Regions from separate parts of the Homo sapiens genome. Here region 1 is linked to region 2. Evidence: chromatin loops called from intact Hi-C (ENCODE). Cell type or tissue: mammary epithelial cell. All regions are shown on one strand. Links, peaks and the distances in the headings refer to the core of each region. The heading gives the core; the rest is flanking DNA. Region 1 has its middle 68 kb from the start of WDR26. Region 2 overlaps DNAH14 (dynein axonemal heavy chain 14).

Region 1 (12,901 bases), core at 2,599-10,598, 840 kb before region 2:
GGAACCCTTGAGGCCAAGAGTTTGAGATCAGCCTGTGAACACAGTGAGACCCCATCTCTGCAAAACACAACAATGAAAAAGGCATCTGTGAGCTATCCGTGGGCAGAGAGAGCGCAACTAAGCAGTAAGATATGCTCTTTTCATGTGGAGTGAAACATAATCTGGGAAGTGAAAAATTATTCAAGATCTCATGTAGTGGCAGAGACTCAGCCCCTTGTCCTCCCAGCTGCACGAGTCTGTTGTCTCAGCCTCTCTGCCAGCCCAGCAGTTACTGAACAACTACATGTCGTTCTCAATACCCTAGAACTTCTGCTTCCTCAGGGCTGCTGCTTGCTGCCTCCTCTCTTGTGTCTCTTGGCTTATACCAACCACCATCCACTCGAGGAGGGTCTAATTGATCCATTCCTGCCTGAGGAGACTGTGGGGAGAACTTCCATGTCTGAGCACTTTCTGTGCTGCTGGCTGTCCCGTGGGCAGATGTCAACTCCAGTCCATTCAGCTCTGGCCCACCTAACTAGTGTTGCTGATGACACCCCTTCTGCTACCACCATCGCTCCTGCTGCTGCTGGGGCCTCCATGTTAGCCTGATACTAGGAGAGCAAGAAACTGAAGCCTCCTGATTTTCTCTTCCAGGTGGTATAGCAGTATGAGCACAGGCCAAGCAAGGCTGGCCTTGAGATGAGGAGGCCAGATGGTCCCTGAATCAGGGTGGTTTCAGCATGCCCAGGAAGGTGCTGCTGCTTCACAGACAGGTAGCGACTTATACTTAAGAAATTGTTTACAGTGAACAGGATGGGTCCCTTCCCTCAAAGAGCACTCCATGCAGTTGTGGAAACAGACTCAGTGTGACGGGTACAATACTACAGGTGGCATAGGATATCATGGTGGGAATACTGCAAATCCTTATTGAAAACAGGCATATTATAAATACCTTGTAATGAATGCAATACCATAGCTGATACTCATTTCTTTTAGACTTACCTATGTTTTCAGATATATAAAAACTCTAGGAATTCCCAAGGTAATTGAAAACATATGTCCACACAAAAACTTGTACAATAATGTTCATAGCAGCGTTATTCACAATAGCTGAAAGGGGGAAGCAACTCAAGTGTTCTTTGATGGATGAATGGATAAACAAAATGTGGTATATCCATACAATGGAATATTATGCAGCCATAAAAAGGAATGAAGTACTATTATATGCTACAACATGGATGACTCTTGAAAACATGCAGTGAAAGAAGCCAGTCACAAAAAAACTACATTTTATGATTCCATTAATATGAAATGTTCAAATAGGCAAATCTATAGAGACAGAAAGTAGAGGAGTGGTTGTCAGGGAGAGAGGCATAGGGAGGAATTGGGAGTGACTGCTAATAGGTACAAGATTTCTTCCTGGGGTGATGAAAATGTTCTAGAATTAGCTAGTGGTGATGTTTGCACAACATAGTGAATATACTAAAAACCACTGAACTGTATACTTTAACAAATGATAGATTTTATGTTTACTTTAAAAAATGATAGATTTTATGTTATGTGAATGATATGTTGATTTTTAAAGTCTAGGAATTAATCAATTATACTGTGATGGAATATGATATTTTAAGTCAGAAATTTACTTGTGGCATCATCTTCACTGTTCATCTGTAGAATCAGGAGAAGTGATGTTTCCTAGGTTGCTGTGAAGATTAGATAAGATAATGCATATGACAGACTTAGCTGCAAGAATATGGGTTGGGAACCCTTTGTTGTTATAGATGCATTTCTAAAGCAACTTTTTTTATGTGTTGCTGTTTGTTGGAGCCCTCCAGGAGGATCTTGGCACTGAGAGAAATCCCTAAACTAGAGTCATGGCTGAAGAGTGCTGAACACTTCCTGCACTGCTGGCTGTATGGTGGTCAGATGCTCCTGACTATGACCCTGCAGTGAAGCCCGGATCTGGGCAAAACTGAGAAGTAGTTGACACTTGCATCTCTTTCCTGACTGTCTTTTCTGGCCTGGTAGTCTTTTGGGTTATAATTCAGCATCTCTTCCATCTGCATGTCTCAAGTGATTAGTATTTTCCAAAGTGAGCTCATCACATTAATCATATTAGGGTATGAGCAGCCCTTTTAAGCTGTATTTGTATCTTACAGGAAGACCAGAAAAGCTCAGAAGGAGGAAGAATCTTCAGGCACTGTGCAAAGGGAGGGCAGGGAGAGGGGGAAGTTATTCTGCAGCAGCAGTGCCTTCCTGGGCATCCTGAAACCACCCTGATTCAGGGCCCATCTGGCCTCCTCATCTCAAGGCCAGTCTTGCTTGGCCTGTGCTCACTGCTGCCACTGCAATGCCATCTGGAAGAGAAAATCAGGACAATGGCTTCAGTTTCTTGCTCTCTTAGGATTAGGCTAACATGGAGGCCCCAGCAGCCCCAGCAAAAGCAGCAGTGATGGTGGTGGCGGTAGGGGTGTCATTAGCAACACTAATGAATCACTGCTGGGCCCGGTTCTCTTCTCTGACTCAGCTTGAAACTTCTTTCAGTTAACAGGAAGCCAGTAACCAGTAAAGTCAAAAGCTTATATGCAACTCTCTGGATTGGAAACCACTGGGGTGTTTTTTAAGCTTCTATTTCTAAAATAAGAAGGGAAACCAATGGACAGAAGCTTCCCTGTCTTCTTTGATGCAGATAAACTATGTTGGTAGAGGGTGATTGTGAGCTGGGGCCCTTGTTTCTTATGAAACTAAAAAATTCTACATGAGTTTACAAAAACAGGAAGCTGGCAGTGAAAGCTATTGGAATTATGTAAATGAAACAGTCAGTTTGGAATGCAGGTGGGAGTGTGCCTGTGGGAAAGAATGGAGAATGCATCAGAACACGGGCAGCCAGGTTACCATGCGCTGCTTCAGCACAGGGGAAGATGCGGGGGGCAAGGAACCTTCACTGCCCTGGCGTCATCAGCCCAGTGCTGCAACAGTGCAGCAGAAAGGGCAGCGGGGAAAGGCGACAGGAAGAGGAATCAAGACACTTACATTGCTCTAGGAGAGATTCGCATTTTTTTGTGGATCTGAGGATGGGAGCTCTGGGAGCTCTGGAGCCTCTTCCTGTCCGCAGGCACTGCAAAGCTTTAGCACACCAGTAGCTCCCCAGAGGGCTGGGAACCCATGCCAGGACTGGCACCCGCTCCGGGAAGGGGTGCTGGGAGTGCCATGATTTAGATCAGTGATTCACAAACTTTTGGTAGTGAAGACACTCCGTTAAAGCTTATTGTTTTGGGGTTGTATCCTACTCCCCGCCTTTTAAAAATGTTAGTTAAAAATTTAAATTAAAATGGACTTTGTTTTAAAATTAAAAATTTCCTGTTGTTTGAAGCTTCTATGACAACTGGGTAGCCTTCTGAGGTATTGTAATACAGTATTAGGATTTGGACTCTCTGCTGTATACACTAAGCTCTTAAGGGTGAAGGGCAGGCCATTGGTTCTGATAAGAAGAGAGGTTGCCATAGGTATCTCTGCTTTCTTACTCTTCCCCACTCCAGGCCATGTGGACATCTGGAGATATTTGATAAAATGTCCTTTACCAGCCGAGACTCATGACTAATCAATCGTTGTTTTTGTTGGTTTGCTTCTAATCCCTCTCCCTTCCAGTCTATCTTTCATCCTGCCATCAATTTCCTAAAACAGATTTGATGTGCCACCTCCCTCCTCAACAGTTTTCAATGGGATTTCCTACTGCCTGCATAAAGTCTAATGCCTTAGAATGGGGCAAGGAAAGCCTTTCATGATTTAACCCTCTAATACCTTTCTAGTTTCAATTTTTTATAACTCTCTATTTCGGGTCATTTTTTGAACATCAAGAAACTGAAAAGCATAGCTCAACTGCCTTATACAATACACGCCGTTATTTGCTTCTGGGACAAAAGAAGTCTAGAGTCAGCTGACTGGGCACTGTGGCTCACACCTGTAATCCCAGCACTTTGGGAGGCTGAGGCAGGAGGATCGCTTGAGGCCAGGAGTTCAAGACCAGCCTGGGCAACATAGCGACATCCTATCTCTACCAAAAAAAAAAAAAGAAAAAAGAAAAGAAAAAGAAATCTAGTGTCAGAGTGGGGCTTTGGGTAAGGCTCAACAATTCCCCAAGGATCTAATTCCTTTCTTTCTTTTTTCTTTTTTCTTTTTGAGACAGGATCTTACTGTGTCTCCTAGGCTGAAGTGTAGTGGCACAATCATGGCTCACTGTAGCCTTGACCTCCTGGGCTCAAGTGATCCTCCCACCTCAGCCTCCTTAGTAGCTGGGACTACAGGCCTGCACCATCAAGCCTGACTAATTAAAACAATTTTTTTTTTTTATAGAGATAGTGTCTCCTTATGTTGCTCAGACTGGTCTCTTGAACTCCTGGTCTCAAGTCATCCTCCCACCTCAGCCTCCCAAAGTGCTGTGATTACAAACTGAGCCACTGTGCCTGGCCACAATTTCTTCCTAATTCTCATGGTCCCAAAATGGTTGCCAGCAGCCTTCATCTCATGTCTCTAAAGAAAGAATGACTTGGCTGGTGCAACAGTTCATGCCTGTAATCCCAGCACTTTGGGAGGCCGAGGCAGGCAGATAGCTTGAACTCAGGAGTTGGAAACCAGCCTGGCCAACATGACGAAACTCTATCTCTACCAAAAATACAAAAACTTAGTCAGGCTTGGTGGCATGCATCTGTGGTCCCAGCTGCTTGGGAGGCTGAGGAGGGAGGATGGCTTGAACTCAGGGGGCGGAGGTTGCAGTGAGGCGAGATTGTGCCACTGCACTCCAACCTGCTGGGCGACAGAGTGAGACAAAAAAGCAAAGAAAAAAAAAAAAGAATGACTTTTCCCCAGCATTCATGACTGATCTTTAATCTGAGTAGACTTGTTTCTGACGTACATCTGCCCCTGCACCAACCCCAGTCGCCAGTGGGCTGGGATGTGCTGAGTGGCTACCTGCTGCACGATTTCCCTTGACCTCAAGACTCCCCACAATGCAGTGGATGCCTAAGTGGACAATGAGGCTGCTAGGATGGAAGAAGGGGGGCTGGAACCCGAGGAAGCAGCCGGCATCTGTGCATTCCACACACCCTGCACCATCACATCTCCATGCCTCCCCTTCTGCCACTTCCTGGAACCTACCATCTGCTTCCACTGATCAGAGCCCTGCTTATGCTTCAAAGCCTTGCTCGTGGGCCACCTCTGCTGCTGTGCCTCTTCTGTTCTGGAAACAGTAATCTTTTTTTTCATCTCTCTACTCTCTAAAGCATATCATGTTTCTATCTCATGTGCATTTACTAATTCTGCTTTGTTTTATGTCCACTTGTTTGTATATTTGACTCCTATATTGAACAGAAAGACACTTGAGGTAGGCGGAGTCATACTTTGTTCATTGTAGGGGTTTAAGAGTGTTGAATAAATGGTCATGGGCAATAATACTATCATTATTGAGAGCTTACTGGGTGAAAGGCACTTTGTAAAGAATTCTTCTCATAATTTTATTTAATCTCATTTAATCTTGACAACAGCACCATGAGGCAGATACTATTATTATTGTATCCAGTTTACAGATGAGGGTCCTGGAGCTTAGAGTGATATAAGCGAATTGCCCAAGGTCACATGCTCAGCAGACAGCAGCATAGGCTTGAACCTATATATATATATATATATATTTTTTTTTTTTAACCCCAGAGTTCATGTTCTTAATCATGATAATGTTTTATACAGAATTTTTTTTTTTTTTGGAGATGGAATCTCGCTCTGTCGCCCAGGCTGGAGTGCAGTGGCGCGATCTCGGCTCACTACAACCTCCGTCTCCCAGGTTCAAGCGATTTTCCTGTCTCAGCCTCTGGAGTAGCTGGGATTACAGGTGCGTGCCACCACGCCCAGCTAATTTTTTGTATTTTAGTAGAGACGGGGTTTTACTGTGTTGCCCAGGCTGGTCTCAAACTCCTGAGCTCAGGCAATCCACCTGCCTCGGCCTCCCAAAGTGCTAGGATTACAGGCGTGAGCCACTGCTTTATACAGAAATTTGTTTGTGACCAGCTACTTTCCTGGAAGAGGGGTCCCTGTTGGAGATGATTCTGTGGTGAGGAGGCTGGAGGAAGGTAGGGTGGAGGGGCAGAGGACCTGGAGGCTTCATGAGCAACTGGAGGGAGGTGCTGAAGAATGTGGGGAGGGCAGGTGAGCAGAGGATCCTCTGGGCCTTGTTCAGAATGGTTTGCCCAGAGGGGTCTTCCCTGAGGATACCACTTGTGGGCAGAACCCAGGAGTGCTGCAGATACGGCTCCCGGAGAGTGAAGCCCTGGTTTTCTTGGGGTCCTCAGAAACAGAGGGAATCAAGTCACTTTACTGGCCCAAGGGAATGGAAATTAGGGGCCGAAACAAACATCTACTGGGATAAAATAAGTGGTGTGAGTGAGATTGCAGCCAGAAATGATCTCTGTGAACGTAGCTGGTCAGCAGAAGTATCTCGTGATAGAGACTCCATGTGGACAGCATGGAGGAAAGAGGAGAAGGGCAGCCTTTGGAGCCGAAAGCCCAGCTCTCCTGAAAGGCACAGCCATGGAGCAAGAGCCGAAAGCCTTTTATTTGGAGGCTGGCCTATTTCTTTATCGCTAAACCCACTTTGCCTGTTTCCAGAGCCTCCTGGCTTGCATGAGCAGAACGAACAGCCTTCCTCCTGGTCTAGGCACTCTTGCACCAGTGTAACCTGCAGCGTGGGGAGGTGGATTGCCATTCCACCTCTAGAGTTAGGGAGGGCGGGGCCCGTGCCAGGGGAATGGAGTCCAGTAATTACTGAGCAACCCCCCTGCTTACATTCCCTGCCGAGTTCTACATAAACAATCAGCTGAAAAGACTGTCCCCTTTTCATAGTTTTCACCGCTGGGTGTTTTCAGAAGCAATTTAAACACTGGCAAACATAAAGGGAAGCTTTTATCCCTTCTCTAACCACTGAAAGGAAGCCGTGGATTTAAACACCATATGAATGGTGGGGAACAGAGCCCAGAGACATAAAAGGTGGAGGGAAGGGTGAGATGTTGAAAGCCTGTGAGTTGACAGGGGGTAGAACACAGGCTAAGGTGATGGGATCGGAGCTTTGGAGGGTGAGGGAGGAGGAGGAGGGAAGAAACAGCTGGGTGCCAACCCCAGAAGGGCAGAAGGAAGGCAAACAGCTCTCCCGGGGAGGGAGGGAGGGAGGGAGGTGGGGGCAGGGGCGGAGGAAACCTGGGAGACTTCTGCACGGATGAAGTCACCACCTTTTTGGGAGGAGGATGAGAAAGAAGATGGCCTTTAGTTTGTATTCAAATCCAATACACTATTTAGAACACAATGTACTAAATGTCATATACAATTTAATTGTGTGTAATTAAAATTCCTATCAGCTAGGGAGAGCCTGAGGCACGGGTGCTGCACTTGCTGAAAGCCAGGACCGCAGAGTGTTCCACATCTCCTTCCCTTGTCGGTCTTTTGGCCCTAATTCCTCTCTGTCTTTTCCTCCCTTGCTTCTGTCTTTGTTCCTCTTGTCTCTGTCACCCTCCCCCCTCTTATTTCCTTCTTCCTCCTGTTTTGACCCCACAGGCAGCCTGGACTCTCACTCTGAAACAGCCAGGTGGCTCCCCTGCAGGAGGAGGGCTGTCGCTGCTGTCTGCAACCCCACCGGGCCTCCCAGAGCCGAGGTGACAGCCTGGGCCTCGGGGAAGCCCGTGTCTCATGGGCGGTTGTCCAGCTGCTCAGGCCTGCACAGGGGCGGGTCCCCTCCTAATCTTATCCTCACACAACCCTGGCAACCGCACAGGGCTGCCTGGTGTTTAGCAAGGGGAGGTGGAGTGTGGTCCTCCCCCAGGAGAGGCAGCAGGCGACTTCCCTATTGAAAACACAGCTGTGGCAAGGGAGATAGACAGGAAACCCGACCCAGCCCTCTGGCAGGGATTGCCGTGGGAGTGCCAACTACTGTGGAATAACAGGCCCAGCCCTGCAGGCTCGGGCACGCTGTGCTGTAGGCCACAGCAACCACAGGCTCTGAGGCCTCTGGCCGCTCCAGGAGGGAGGGGTGCCGGGACAGAGACGCCCTCAGGCCTGGGAAGGCAAACTTGGAGGTGGGGTGGAGGGGACTTGAGGACTGGGTGATAAAACCTGGTTTAGTTATTAGTGGAGTTAAATTATTCATTTCCTTGCTCCCTTTAAGTCTCAGTTTCTTCATCTGAAAAATGGATACAGTACTTGCCCTACTTACTTAAACAGGCTGTTTTGAGGACTGTATGGATGATGCCTTCCCGAGTTAGACCTAGGTTCAAACCTGAAACCCTACTGTTGCCACATGTTAGCTGACCTTGGTCTCTGTTTTCTCACCTGGGAGGGACAAGACTACAACCTACTTCCTAGCACCCTGTTAAGGCTGGAATGAGCTAGTGTAGTGCCTGGTTTATTATAAATTTCTCAGTAAATGTTACCCATTGTCATCATCAAATGGGACAGTTTTGTGCAAGCATTTTGTAAACTATGGTGTGTTCTTTAAAAATGTAGGACATTATTCTTATGCAGACTGGCTGAAATTCTGGGCTCCAAGCGACATTTGGTAAAGGGATTCCTCTTCCAATTTCCTCTCCCCCTAAGAAAGTTCCCCTTTCCTCCTGCGGTCTTCTGGAGGCTTCAGCAGGAGACTGCTCCCATGACCCCCTCCCCTCCCCTCTCCTCCCCTCCTGTACCCACCTGCCTTCCATGTTTCCTCTAGAGCCCAGCTGAATTCCTCCAAGGAGTCATGTGTCACTAGTCCAACCCCACCTTAATCTTTTTCTGGGTTCTCCTGTGACTTAGTTGTAACTGGTCTTTGCATGCCGCTGCTTATAGATTCACACTGCTTGAGTTCAAAGCCCACATCTTAACTCTGTGACCTTGGGGTAAGTAATTTAACCTTGCTAGGCCTCAGTTTTCTTATCTGGGAAATGGGACATTGCAATAGCTATCTCATCAGGCTGTTTAGAGGATCAGATGAGACCCTGTTCCTGAGGTGGTCAGCATGATGCCTGACACATTGTAAGTGCTCAATGGAGGGCAAGTATGGCTTTTATGCCACTGAGTGTTTAATATGAACGTTTTTATTCCCTGACTTGAGTGTAAGCTCTTTATTATTTTCCCTTTCCCTCCCTCCCTCCCTCCCTCCCTCCCTCCCTCCCTCCCTTCCTTCCTTCCTTCCTTCCTTCCTTCCTTTCTTGTGAGAGACAGGTCAAGTGTAAGCTTTTAAAGAGTGGATTATGAGCCTAGGCAACATGGCCAAACTCTGTCTCTACAAAAAATACAAAAATTAGCCAGGTATGGTAGTGCGCGCCTGTAGTCCAGGAGGCTGAGGTGGGAGGATTGTTTGAGCCCGGGAAGTCAAGGCTTCAGTGAGCTGTGTTCATGCCACTGCACTGTAGCCGGGGTGACAAAGCAAGACCTTGTCTCAAAAAGGAAAAAAAAAAAAAAAAGTCTTTTTTGCCATATCATGAATTGTGGTATACACGTAGTGGGTACTCAGGTACCTTGAATACACTTTCCCCTTCATTTTGGTTAGGTTGTCTGTAAATCTGCAGAGTGACGTTACTTCACAATGATGACATATTACTTTTCTTTATTTTCACAGGGGAGAGAACTAATATTTTAGTAAACACTTATTTTTGCATCATGCTGAAAACTTTTACATATTATCTCCTTTAACTTTCACAGGAAAATCAAACCCCTAGGGTAGGTGTAATTATCCCCATTTTACCCACAAGAAAACTAGGGCTCAAAAAGATTGAGTAACTTGACTAGGATTACGTAGCTGCCAGAGCTGGAATTCAGACTCAGGTCTGTTTGACTCTAAGATCTTGTTTCATTTTATTTAGATTGTTTGTGCCTTTCAGTAACACTGTCTTTGTAGAGCAGATTCTAAACTTTAATTTTATTTACTGTTTATACCAACAGCATATGAACCATTGGCGTTCAATAAAATTGGTAAACTGCCAATTGATTACCAAAAAAATCTGGAGGTGCAAAGTCCTTTGAACAAGCCAAAGCTTTAACCGAAAATAGTACATTGATCCCTGTGACCTATTGCACTAAAAGTTTGGTTATTTCTCTTGAAATGATTGGCTTAAAGGCTTCATCTTGTTTGCCACTTTGGAAGTATACTCCCTCCCCTGCTCCCAGTTGGAAAGATTGCTCCCAAGACCCAAGCCTTTTTATTTTAAGGAATCTTGGTTTATACAATACTGAACAATTACGATCTTTCGAGAATGAATCTTTTGAAAATAGTGAATCTCTGAGGAATGAAATTCCTTTGTAACAAAGGCAGCTGAGTATTAAATAAACCAAAAAATCAGCAGTGAAGTGCTGTTGGTGTGTCACCAGGCCTGGGGCCACATTCCCATTCCTTACACTCATATGCACGCACACGCGCGCGCGCGCGCGCGCACACACACACACACACGGTCACTCCTCTTTGTCCCAGAACCGTGGGATGTAAAAGACTTCAGGCACAGTGATGAAGCTAGCACATTCCGTTTTTACTGTCTTCCCTCCTTCCTCCTTCAGCCTTGGCTTCTGCTCTGCCAGGCCCCAGGGCCCTGCTCGATGCCACCCTCCTGGCCCCAGTGCAGAGGATCTGCTGGCAGTCCCCGCTGCTCAGTGGAGTTTTAGTCTGCATGTTACTCTGTAGGGCGTGTGCAAGGAGGGGAGGATGAGTGAGAGCTGAGATTGCATCGTCCCTGTTCTAAGGGCTTCCCTGAAGTTAAACCTGATACAGCCCTTTTAGGGTAACAATGTGAGATCAGAAGGGCAGCCAACAAGCCACGTGTCTAGCAGCCACCCTTGGGAAATGGAGTTGCTTGCTTTTCCATTAGACCCTTCTCCATACTAGAACTTCACATATGTTAAGCAATTAGACCATGCCCAGAACTGGACTAGAGAGAAAGTGATCACATTTTAATTATCAACAAGCTCAGTATCTACACGTTGATGAGAAGTATTCATACTCATAAAAGAAGGAAGCACCAATTCTTTTTTTTTTTGAGACAGGGTCTCTGTCTCCCAGGCTGGAGTGTAGCAGTGTGATCACAGCTCACTGCAGCCTCAACTTCTTGGGGCTCAGGTGATCCTCCTACCTCAGCCTTCTGAGTAGCTGGGACCACAGGTGTGAGCCACCACACCTGGCTAATTTTTGTATTTTTTTGTAGAGACGGGGTTTCACCGTGTTGCCCAGGCTGGTCTCAAATTCCTGGGCTTGAGTGACCTGCTGGCCTCAGCTTCTCACAGTGCTGGGATTACAGGCATGAGCCACCATGCCCAGCCACCAGTTCTTATAAACGTATCAACATGTATGTATCCCTCCAGATCCAACAAACCAAATAGAGAATTGTAGCAACCCAGAAAAGAGCGGTGCACGAGGCCAGGTGTTGTTAAGACACAGACTTGGAGCCAGACAGATCGGGTTCAAATCTTGACTCTGTCACTTAATAGCAATGTGACCCTGGGCAAGTGTCCTCTCTGTGCCTCAGTTTTCTCATTTGTAAATGAGGATAATAATAGTGCCTATGTTCTGGGGTTTGTTCTGAGAATTACATTAAATGGGTTAATATTTTTAAGGTGATTAAAATAGTGCCTAGCACATCATAAATTCTATTTAATGTTTGCCAAATATATATGTGTATGCGATCTTTCTCTGGTGTATATGTATCCCCATGATGTTAGATGCTGCAGCCTGAGGGCCCATAGTTAAATCAAAATGCTTTTGAATATAACACAGTCTAAGCCCCAAAACTCACCTTCATCTCTGCTCTGTTATCAAGGGTGTCTGCAAGCAAGGGGTACCTGGTGTCTTGTCCTGTAGTTGGATTCTTGCTGAACTGCAGAAACCCCATAGACTTACCAGTGCGGGAGGCCAATTTATCTTTATACCTCAAGAGTTCAGGCTTCTTATTAAACTATGTATGTTCACATTTAGAGATATTTACTATGTGCAATGCACTGTGGTGATATGAAGATGAATAAGACTTAGTCCCTGCTCAGGAATGGTGTTTGTATTCCATATACAGGTTTGATACCTGAGGGCAAGGGGTTAAGCATTTCTGCATACGCTAGACAACTCCTCATTGTTTTATAGGCTTTTCTCTCTGAAAGCAAAGTCCATTTCCCTGAATATCAGGAGAGGGCCATCTGCCATGCCAGAGTAGTGAATGAGAGGTATTTCCATTTGAGACTGCTATTTTCTGGTATATGTATGTTTTGTGAGAATCTACTCCTGAAATGTATTTGGCAATAGATAAATTTATAAAATAGAAGCTAGGTGGCTTGAGATAAAACATGTCCTTCTCTTCTTTTCCCCACAAAGTTTTCCTTTCTCTCCAATCCTTCAGATATGTTTTTTTCTAGACAATGATCATTAAAGCCAGATGTGGGCCTTTTCAAACTCACAACATGGCACAGGCTCAGATCTGGGAGAGTTGTAAATTCTTCTGGCATTTGAAGGGGCAGGCTTTCCCAGTAAAGACAGAAATATTCGGACTAGCACAGTTGGATTTTATACTGTATTTGTCTGTGTCTTAATTGGAATTCCTAAGATGTGATTTTTAACTTAATGGTCAATGACTTAGGTTGCAGTCTGTAGAATGGGGCCATGGACCATTAGTTATACCCTGTGCAGGAACTCTTTATGATAAAATATTGCTGTAACTTTCTGTTAATCTTACTTCCAGTTCCTTCCTGCTTTATTCCATAAAACATCTTGCCCAGTTTAGTTTCCTAAGCATAGCTCTGATAAAATTACTCTCCTCATGAAACTTCAATGATATCCCATTACTTAGAGTATCAAATATATCTTTAATTCAACATTCTTCAAAATATAGTACAACTCTAACTTCCAGCTTCTCCCACTAATCATATATGGTTTGTC
Region 2 (8,000 bases), core at 1-8,000:
GTCTACTGTGGTAACTCATGAAGTTCCTCATTTAGAAGATCAACGTTCCAAGTTACTGGAGAGTATTTCCCTTGATGCCATAACTCTTGAAGAACTAGAGGAAAAAACATTAAATTTACTGCAGAAAGCACTAGGTAAGTCAAGATATTTAGTGATAGTAAGAGATCTTTGCAAAGGATAGAATAAAAAGTTATAAGAACCAAATTTTGAATTTGAGCCAAAAATACCAAATCTCCATTTCCACCAGGTAACTGATAAAGGTAGGTGAATCACCCCATTTCTAAACTTAAATATTGTGAATTTTGGTGTCCCTCAGTTCCACTTTTGCTTCAGCTCATTGTGTTGTAGAACATTTGCCACCCTGTAACTGGTATAAGTTCTAAGACAAATCTTACGGAATCTAGTTAGTTCCCTCCAAGGCTCTATGCCTGTACTTCAGGTACAGACATCTGTTATATGTCTCAAGTTAGATTACAGAGACTCAATGATTGGGTTTTCCCCAAGTATTAATAATGAAAAGATATTTTATTTTATTTTTCTTTATTTTTTATTTTTTTTAGACAGTCTTACTCCATCACCCAGTCTGGAGTGCAGTGGCGCAATCTCGGCTCACTGCAACCTCCGCCTCCTGGATTCCAGCAATTCTCCAGCCTCAACTTCCTGAGTACCTGGGATTACCAGCGCATGCCACCACACCCGACTTAATAACTAAAAGATATTTTTAAAGAAAATAATCCAGTGACTTTTATGTATCCCATTAAAACATGCTGTTGGCCGGGCACGGTGGCTCACGCCTGTAATCCCAACACTTTGGGAGGCCGAAGCAGGTGGATCACCCGAGGTCAGGAGTTCGAGACCAGCCTGACCAACATGGAGAAACCCCATCTCTACTAAAAATACACCAGCCTGACCAACATGGAGAAACCCCGTCTCTACTAAAAATACAAAATTAGCCAGACTTGGTGGCGCATGCCTGTAATCCCAGCTACTTGGGAGGTTGAGACAGGAGAATTGCTTGAACCCAGGAGATGGAGGTTGCGGTGAGTCAAGATGGTGCCATTGCACTCCAGCTTGGGTTAGAAGAGCAAAACTCCTTCAAACAAACAAACAAAAAAAGCTTTTAATTAAAGTAGCAGTAGAAATTATTTTCTTCTTCAGCACAAAAAATATCTAAGAAACCACAATCTTTACTGCATCTAAACTTAAAGAAACATAAATTCCTGAGTCACACTGATGTATGCCCCTAAGTCAACTGTGATAAAATACAGTTTATCTAACAATGGACTGCCTTTCTATTTTAACTTGTGACTCACTGGAACTTGAAGGTTTCTCAAACACTTTAGTCCTCAAGAGTATGTATAGAAATCATCTGTAGAGTTTATTACCTTTCTTTCTTTTTAAAAAATACAAATGCCCAGTGGGTACCGCCACAGACTTACTGAATCTGAACTTCCGCACATCGGGCCCTGGCTTATATTTATTTTCGAAGCTCTCTACACAATTATAATGTCCACTTCTGATTACATATTATTTGTCTAATCTAAAGCCCATGGTCTGAAAGGCAAGTCCATTTGTTACCAGATACTGTAGTAAAACAAATTAAAAGCTAGTTTTTTTAAAAAGGCAAAATTTTACCAATAGTAATAATAAGAATATAATTTTTGAAAGGGGAGGAAACCAAGTTTGATAGGGCATGAAGCACCCATATCCTGGGAGCAATATTGACCATTTCAAACATAAAAGAACCCAGGGAATTAAAAACAAAACAAATAAAAACTACTTGCTGATGAGGTCTCACTGAATGAGCAATCAAAATCAGAAAGTGGAAGGAAACCTGAGTACAGTCACCTCACAGTTCATGCAGAGAAGTCAATCCATCCTGTTTAAAATTAAATATATATTTTTATTTTTTAAAGTAAAGGTTGAATTCTTTAATTGCTTTCATCATCTTTTCTTATAACCTTAGAAGAATGTTTTAGAAACTAATATATATTATATTCAAGAAATGTTTATCTGAGATTCATCAATTCCATTGATTCTTTTTCTTAATGCCAGTAAAGGTAAATTTACTAGTCACTTAAAACACAGTATTTATAGTAAGATCCATTTCTCATAAACACACACACACACACACACACACACACACACACACATTCTATTTATCAATCTATTCACTTACCCTTCTATCTGCACATATGTATAGAGAGAGATACTTTGGATGATGTTACCTATGTGTTAACACTGGAACTTTTGGGGCGGGGATGCCATGGGTCCCACCCCCACCCCTCACAGCCTGGGTCCACACTTGCCCTCTTGCCCCTCCTCTTGGCCGGCGCTCACAGGTGCTACTAGGTGGTAGCCCATTCCTTATCATCCAGAGCTGGAACCACATTCACCACGCTGCCTTGGACTTCCCGGAAGCAAGACAGATCTGCCTGTCTTGTATCAGTGCAATGTCTTGTATCAGTGCAGTGATGAATTTAAGCCGTTCCCACATTGTAGTTACAAACTTTTCCCCACCGGAAGGATGTAGGTCCCCACTGTTAGACATTTACCTTAATGTTGATATTTCTTCCCTAACAAATTGCTGCAAGTAACAGCACTTTGCTGAGACCTGTGGCCAAAACAAGAATAACTGTGATGGGGAGTTCCAGTATTGCCTCTTTAAGGTCTGCTAAGATGTGCAGAAAACACTGACTTGTTCAGCATGTTCTTAACCTTTGACAAAGAACTTACGTTTTTATGGCATACAACTGCCTTAGTTTGGGGAAATGATTAAGACCTTACGAGACTTTACATTTTGTTTAAAGCCTCAAACAAACAAAAACTTAAGTAGGGAAAGTAGTGGGGAGGGCATGCCTTTCCTCCTAGGATCCTCCTGAGTGTTGTTGCCTTAACGTGCCATTGTCTTGACCCAATTCCAAAAAGAGATATGTGTTAAATGGAGAATTTTTAAGAGAAATAAAGTCTGTAACTCAATTTTTGCAACCATGTTTACAAAAAAAAGAGCTTAATTATATTTTATATTAGAAATACAGGCAAATCCTCACTTAGAAGCATATTTTTTATTATGAAATTTTAAATACACATTTATGCCTAGAGGACCTGACTTTATTCCTTTTCAATGTTAATTATACCTAATAAACTGTTTCTTTATAACACATGAATAAATTGTGTTTCTAGTAATAAGGCTAATTACATGGACAAGGCTTCTGTATCTGTTTTTTTTGTAAGACTGGAGCCATCTGCTGGTAACTTCTTAGGGAGCAAAATATCTAAGTATTATATAATATACATAGAAGGTGACAATCAAGATTCAGAAGCACAGCCACTCCCATTTTATGAACCACTCTTATAACAAGTCATATTTTGCTATAACCTTCACCTGAATTGAACAAAAGATGGATTTGATGAGATAAGTGAAAAGGGGTTTAAGATAACACACATTAGGGCACTATATGCTTTTATTGTGCCTTTGCTGTTTATTCTCTACCATTTGTTCCTTGTAGTAGAGTCTGGGGTATTTTTTAAAGACTGTGATCTTTGAGTAATAGTGGTTTTAGTAAAAATTGTTCTTGAAAAAAACTAAATTAAGAGATGCCTTGATTATATACATAATTTTTCCTCCTCCTTTCTAGGATTTGGTAAAACTGGGCTTTTTTTTTTTTTTAACTTTTAAGTTCAAGGCTACAAGTGCAGGTTTGTTACATAGGTAAACTTGTGTCATGGGGGTTTGTTGTACAGATTATGTCATCACTCAGGTATTAAGCCCAGTACCCATTAGTTATTTTCCTGATTCTCTCCCTTCTCCTACTCACTACCCTCTAATCGGTTCCTGTATCTGTTGTTCCCCTCTATGTGTCCATGTGTTCTCATCATTTAGTTCCCACTTATAAATGAAAATATGCAGTGTTTAGTTTTGTGTTTCTGTGTTAGTTTGCTAAGGATAATGGCCTCCAGCTCAGTCCATGTCCCTGCAAAGGACATGATCTTGTTCTTTTTTATGACTGCATCGTATTCCATGGTGTGTATGTACCACATTTTCTTCATCCAGTCTATCATTGATGGGCATTTAGGTTGATTACATGCCTTAGCTATTGTGAATAGTGAAAACTAGCCATTCTTTTATTTATTTATTTATTTATTTATTTATTTATTTATTTATTGAGACAGTGTTTCACTCCATTGCCACACTAGAGTGCAGTGGCACAATCTCAGCTCACTGCAACCTCCACCTCCCAGGTTCAAGTGATTCTCCTGCCTCAGCCTCCCAAGTAGCTGGGACTACAGGTGTGCACCATCACACCCAGCTAATTTTTGTATTTTTAGTAAAGAAGGGTTTTCACCATGTTGGCCAGGATGGTCTCGATCTCTTGACCTCATGATCCGCCTGCCTGGGCCTCCCAAAGTGCTGAGATTACAGGTGTGAGCCACCACACCTGGCCAGAAACTAGCCATTCTTGTTGCCTCTTGTTTTCTCTTTGGTTGATTGCCCAAACTCGGTGGGAAATGGTGTGGTAGGGTGAGTACTGTGAGAGATGGTCCATGACTTAGGTCCAGACATTACTGCAAAAGCTTCACCTGCATCAGTAAGAATATGGTACACAGACTGTGGTATATACTAATTTCATTATTCCCAGCAATGGTCATATCAAGCTGAAATACTGTGTTTAGTTCTAGATGCCACATTTTTAAAAGGCTTGTTTCAAACTAAAATGTGTCCAAGGGCAAGAATCAAAGATAGTGAGGGCTCTAAAAATCATATCATAAGAAAAAAGCAGTTGAGGAAAATGGGAATGTTTAGCCCACAAAACAGAAGAGTTTATAATGGAAACCTGAGAGCTCCCTTAAATATTTGAAGGGAATAGATTTATTATCTATACTTTCTAGAGAAGTGCTTTTTCAAAAGGTGAGTTGCAATCTATTAGTGGGTTGAGAAATAAATGTCATTGGTCATGATCAGTTTCATATGTTTAATAAAATAGAATACAATACAAAATATCAGAATAAATCACGTAAAATAATGGCACACTTGTTATTTTTTGAAAATTGATTTTAATATTCTATGTGTATAGTGGGTCATACTGTAAATGTATTCCTTATCATGGAATGGTTGCTTATCATATGCCTGTAAAAAAAATAGGATCCACCAATACTAAAGTAATATAAAGAAGAGATGACGGAGTGGGAAGTGAGGTGTACGTACTATTAATCAAATTTATTAATCAAATTCTTATTAGAAATATTACCTAACTTCATTTAAGAGCCCGTCTCTGACATAAAGCCAATAAGAAGCCAACAGTACAAACCCTTACACAAAGAGTGCAGAGTGAGGAAATAGCCATTTACTGTTACAATAGTCTTTATTTAACTTCACTTTTTGTTTGTCTTTAGGATCCATATTAGATGATGACAAAATTGTAGATACCTTAAGAAAATCCAAAATGACATCAAACGAAATTTCAAAGCGCATCGAAGCAACAAAAAAAGCTGAAAGTGAAATCCAAGCAATACGTAAAAACTATCTCCCCATTGCGACCCGAGGCGCCCTGCTCTACTTCCTAGTAGCTGATCTCACACAAATCAACTACATGTACCAGTTCTCCCTAGACTGGTTTCATCAGGTTTTTGTTTCATCAGTAGTTTCCAAAAGCAAAGAACAAGAACATAGTTTTAAAAGGGAGAAAGTGTCTCCAAAAGAAGTTCATGAGTTTATAAGTATTTCAAAAGAACCCAACCTGGAAAATGAGAAAAATCTCTTAGATAAGCATATTAAAAGTGCAATAGACATGTTGACAAAAAGTATTTTTAAGGTGAGATATTCTTTAGTGTGAATTTTACATGCTTATTTAATCTCACTGGATTAATATGTTATATTTTCCCTATAGGTGGTTTCTTCAGCTCTATTTAATGAAGATAAACTTTGCTTCTCTTTTCGGCTTTGCACTGTAATCATGCAAAACAATGCTAATGGAAATCTAATACAGGATGACATTGGATTCCTACCAGAAGAAGAATGGAACATCTTTTTATATTCTGGCATATTGATAAATATTAAAAGTGCATTATCCCAGTCTAGACTTACTAGTAAGTAAAAGTTACTATTCCGGATTCAGTAAAAGTCCATTAAAAGTGTGTTTCCTTCCTCTAAGGTGCTCCAAGTCAATGCCTCTATAATTGATTAAAGTAAAAGTAGCTTGAGGTCAAGCACCTCCACTGTTACTCAATAATTTTTTAATGAATGAATGAATACATAAATGATAATTACTATGATTATTATAATCCTAACCTACAAAGCAGAATATCTAATGGTAGTCAACAGGAACACACCCAAACATAAACATTGATTGGATACCTTCAGGAGTTAAACCTTCCCCCACACCCCAATTAGAGTTGCCCTCACTTTCTTACGAAAACCTGGTTGAAAATTTGAAACACAAAAAGCATGTTTATCCAAAAAGGTTAGACACAATTATTTAATTATTGAATCTTCTAAATGTTTCTATGTTGTATTTTTAATATGTTTATTGTCTAAACTGTGGTCAAATACATATAACAGAATTTATCATCTCAATTTTTAAGTGACATTAAATACAGTCACGTTGTTATGCTGTGTTGTAAGTTTTAAGTCTGCAAGATGGCAGACTAGGATGCTATAGGCTCCCTTCCTTCACAGAGATACCAAGTTAACAACAATATACAGATCAGAATACCTCTGTGAGAACTCTAGAGATCAGTTGAGAAGCTACAGCATCCAGGCTATTGTAAAACCGAGAAGAGATTCCAGTGAAAGGGGTAGGAAATTTTGCATCATTTGACACATGCCTATTCATGCCTCCCCCTCTTTGTGGTATAATGTGGAACAACTGACAGGAAATCCCCCCATTACAGAGTTCCTCCCTCGGATAGAAACAAAAGAGTAGACAGTGCATCCAGTGTTCTGGCTTGTCTAGGGGCCTCCCAAGGGACTAGTTTTTGTCTTGCCTGACTCAGAATATTGATAAGACTGGCATCAGAGTTTGGAAGCCACTAAAATCCAGATGCAAGCAGCACATTAGACCTGCAGTTTCACAGGGAGAACTTAGGAGGAGCAAGGGATTAGAAAAGGTTAAAAAGGTCTTAGAACCTCCAACTAGGCTGATTGGTGAGGGTTTTCCCCTGCACGAAGCCAATACCAAAGACTGGGAAAAGTGGTCAATTTTTCAAATGCCAATCCTGGAAAAAAAGATACATAAGGCAAACAAAGACACAGGGGGAAATGGCCCAATCAGAGGAACAAAATGAAACTCCAGAAACGAGTCCCACAGAAATGCAGATCTATGGGCTGCCTGACAAGGAATTTTAAATAACTGTCATAAAGTTGCTCAATGAGCTAAAATAAATAAATAAATAACAGAGAACTAAATAAAGTCAGTTAAATGATGCATGAACAAAATGAGAATATCAGCAAAGACATAAAAACTATAAAAAAGAATGAAACAAATTCTGAAGCTGAAAAATGCAAAAACTGAACTGAAAAATTATTACAGGGGTTCAACAGCAGACTTAATCAGACAGAACAAAGAATCAGCAAACTTGAAGACAGGTCATTTGAAATTATCGAGTCAGAAGAGCAAAGAAAATAAAAAATTAAAAAGCAAAGAGATCCTAAGAGACTTATAGGATGCTGTTAAGTTGACCAATATATGCAATATGGCACTCCCAGAAGAAGAAAAAAAGAGAGAAAAGGGTAGAGAAATTCTTTGAAGAAACAATCGCTAAATACTTCCCAAATCTAAGGAAAGAAAAAAACATACAGGTTCAAGAGTTCAAAGAACTCCACTAGGATAAATCCAAAAAGAAACACACCAAGACACATTATAATCAAACTGTCTAAAGTCAAAGACAATGACAGAATCTTGAAAGCAGCAAGAGAAAAGTTATTTGTACATACAAGGGAGCTTCTGTATGATTACCAGTGATTTCTCAGGAAAAACTTTGCAAACTAGAGGGAGTGAGAT

What was found. Hi-C counts contacts between places; a loop is a spot of excess contacts. Peaks named below come from ENCODE experiments on the same cell type or tissue, not always from the same donor. Only the 100,000 strongest peaks of a DNase experiment are listed, where the experiment ranks them.
Region 1: it touches region 2 in a loop (4-fold over the local background); 5 of 110 quality-filtered maps call a loop at or near these places.

The regions. Positions count from the first base shown.
Region 1 is chr1:224,495,864-224,508,764 of GRCh38, forward strand. It overlaps a transcript of CNIH3 not described here. Among named protein-coding and RNA genes, the nearest start is that of WDR26, 68 kb to the left of the region's middle. RefSeq lists enhancers at 1,942-2,471, 2,197-2,396, 2,472-3,003, 4,379-4,879, 4,880-5,380. In mammary epithelial cell, for the core only: a CTCF peak has its summit at 7,599; DNase peaks (open chromatin) are centred at 2,838 and 7,918; H3K4me3 peaks cover 453 bases; H3K27ac peaks cover 3,439 bases.
Region 2 is chr1:225,340,568-225,348,567 of GRCh38, forward strand. It overlaps DNAH14 (dynein axonemal heavy chain 14), which reads left to right. Exons shown (of 86, transcript NM_001367479.1): 69 at 1-134; 70 at 5,395-5,813; 71 at 5,889-6,087. Among named protein-coding and RNA genes, the nearest start is that of LBR, 83 kb to the right of the region's middle. In mammary epithelial cell, for the core only: a CTCF peak has its summit at 3,239 (motif pointing left); no DNase peak of the experiment used is centred there; H3K27me3 peaks cover 120 bases.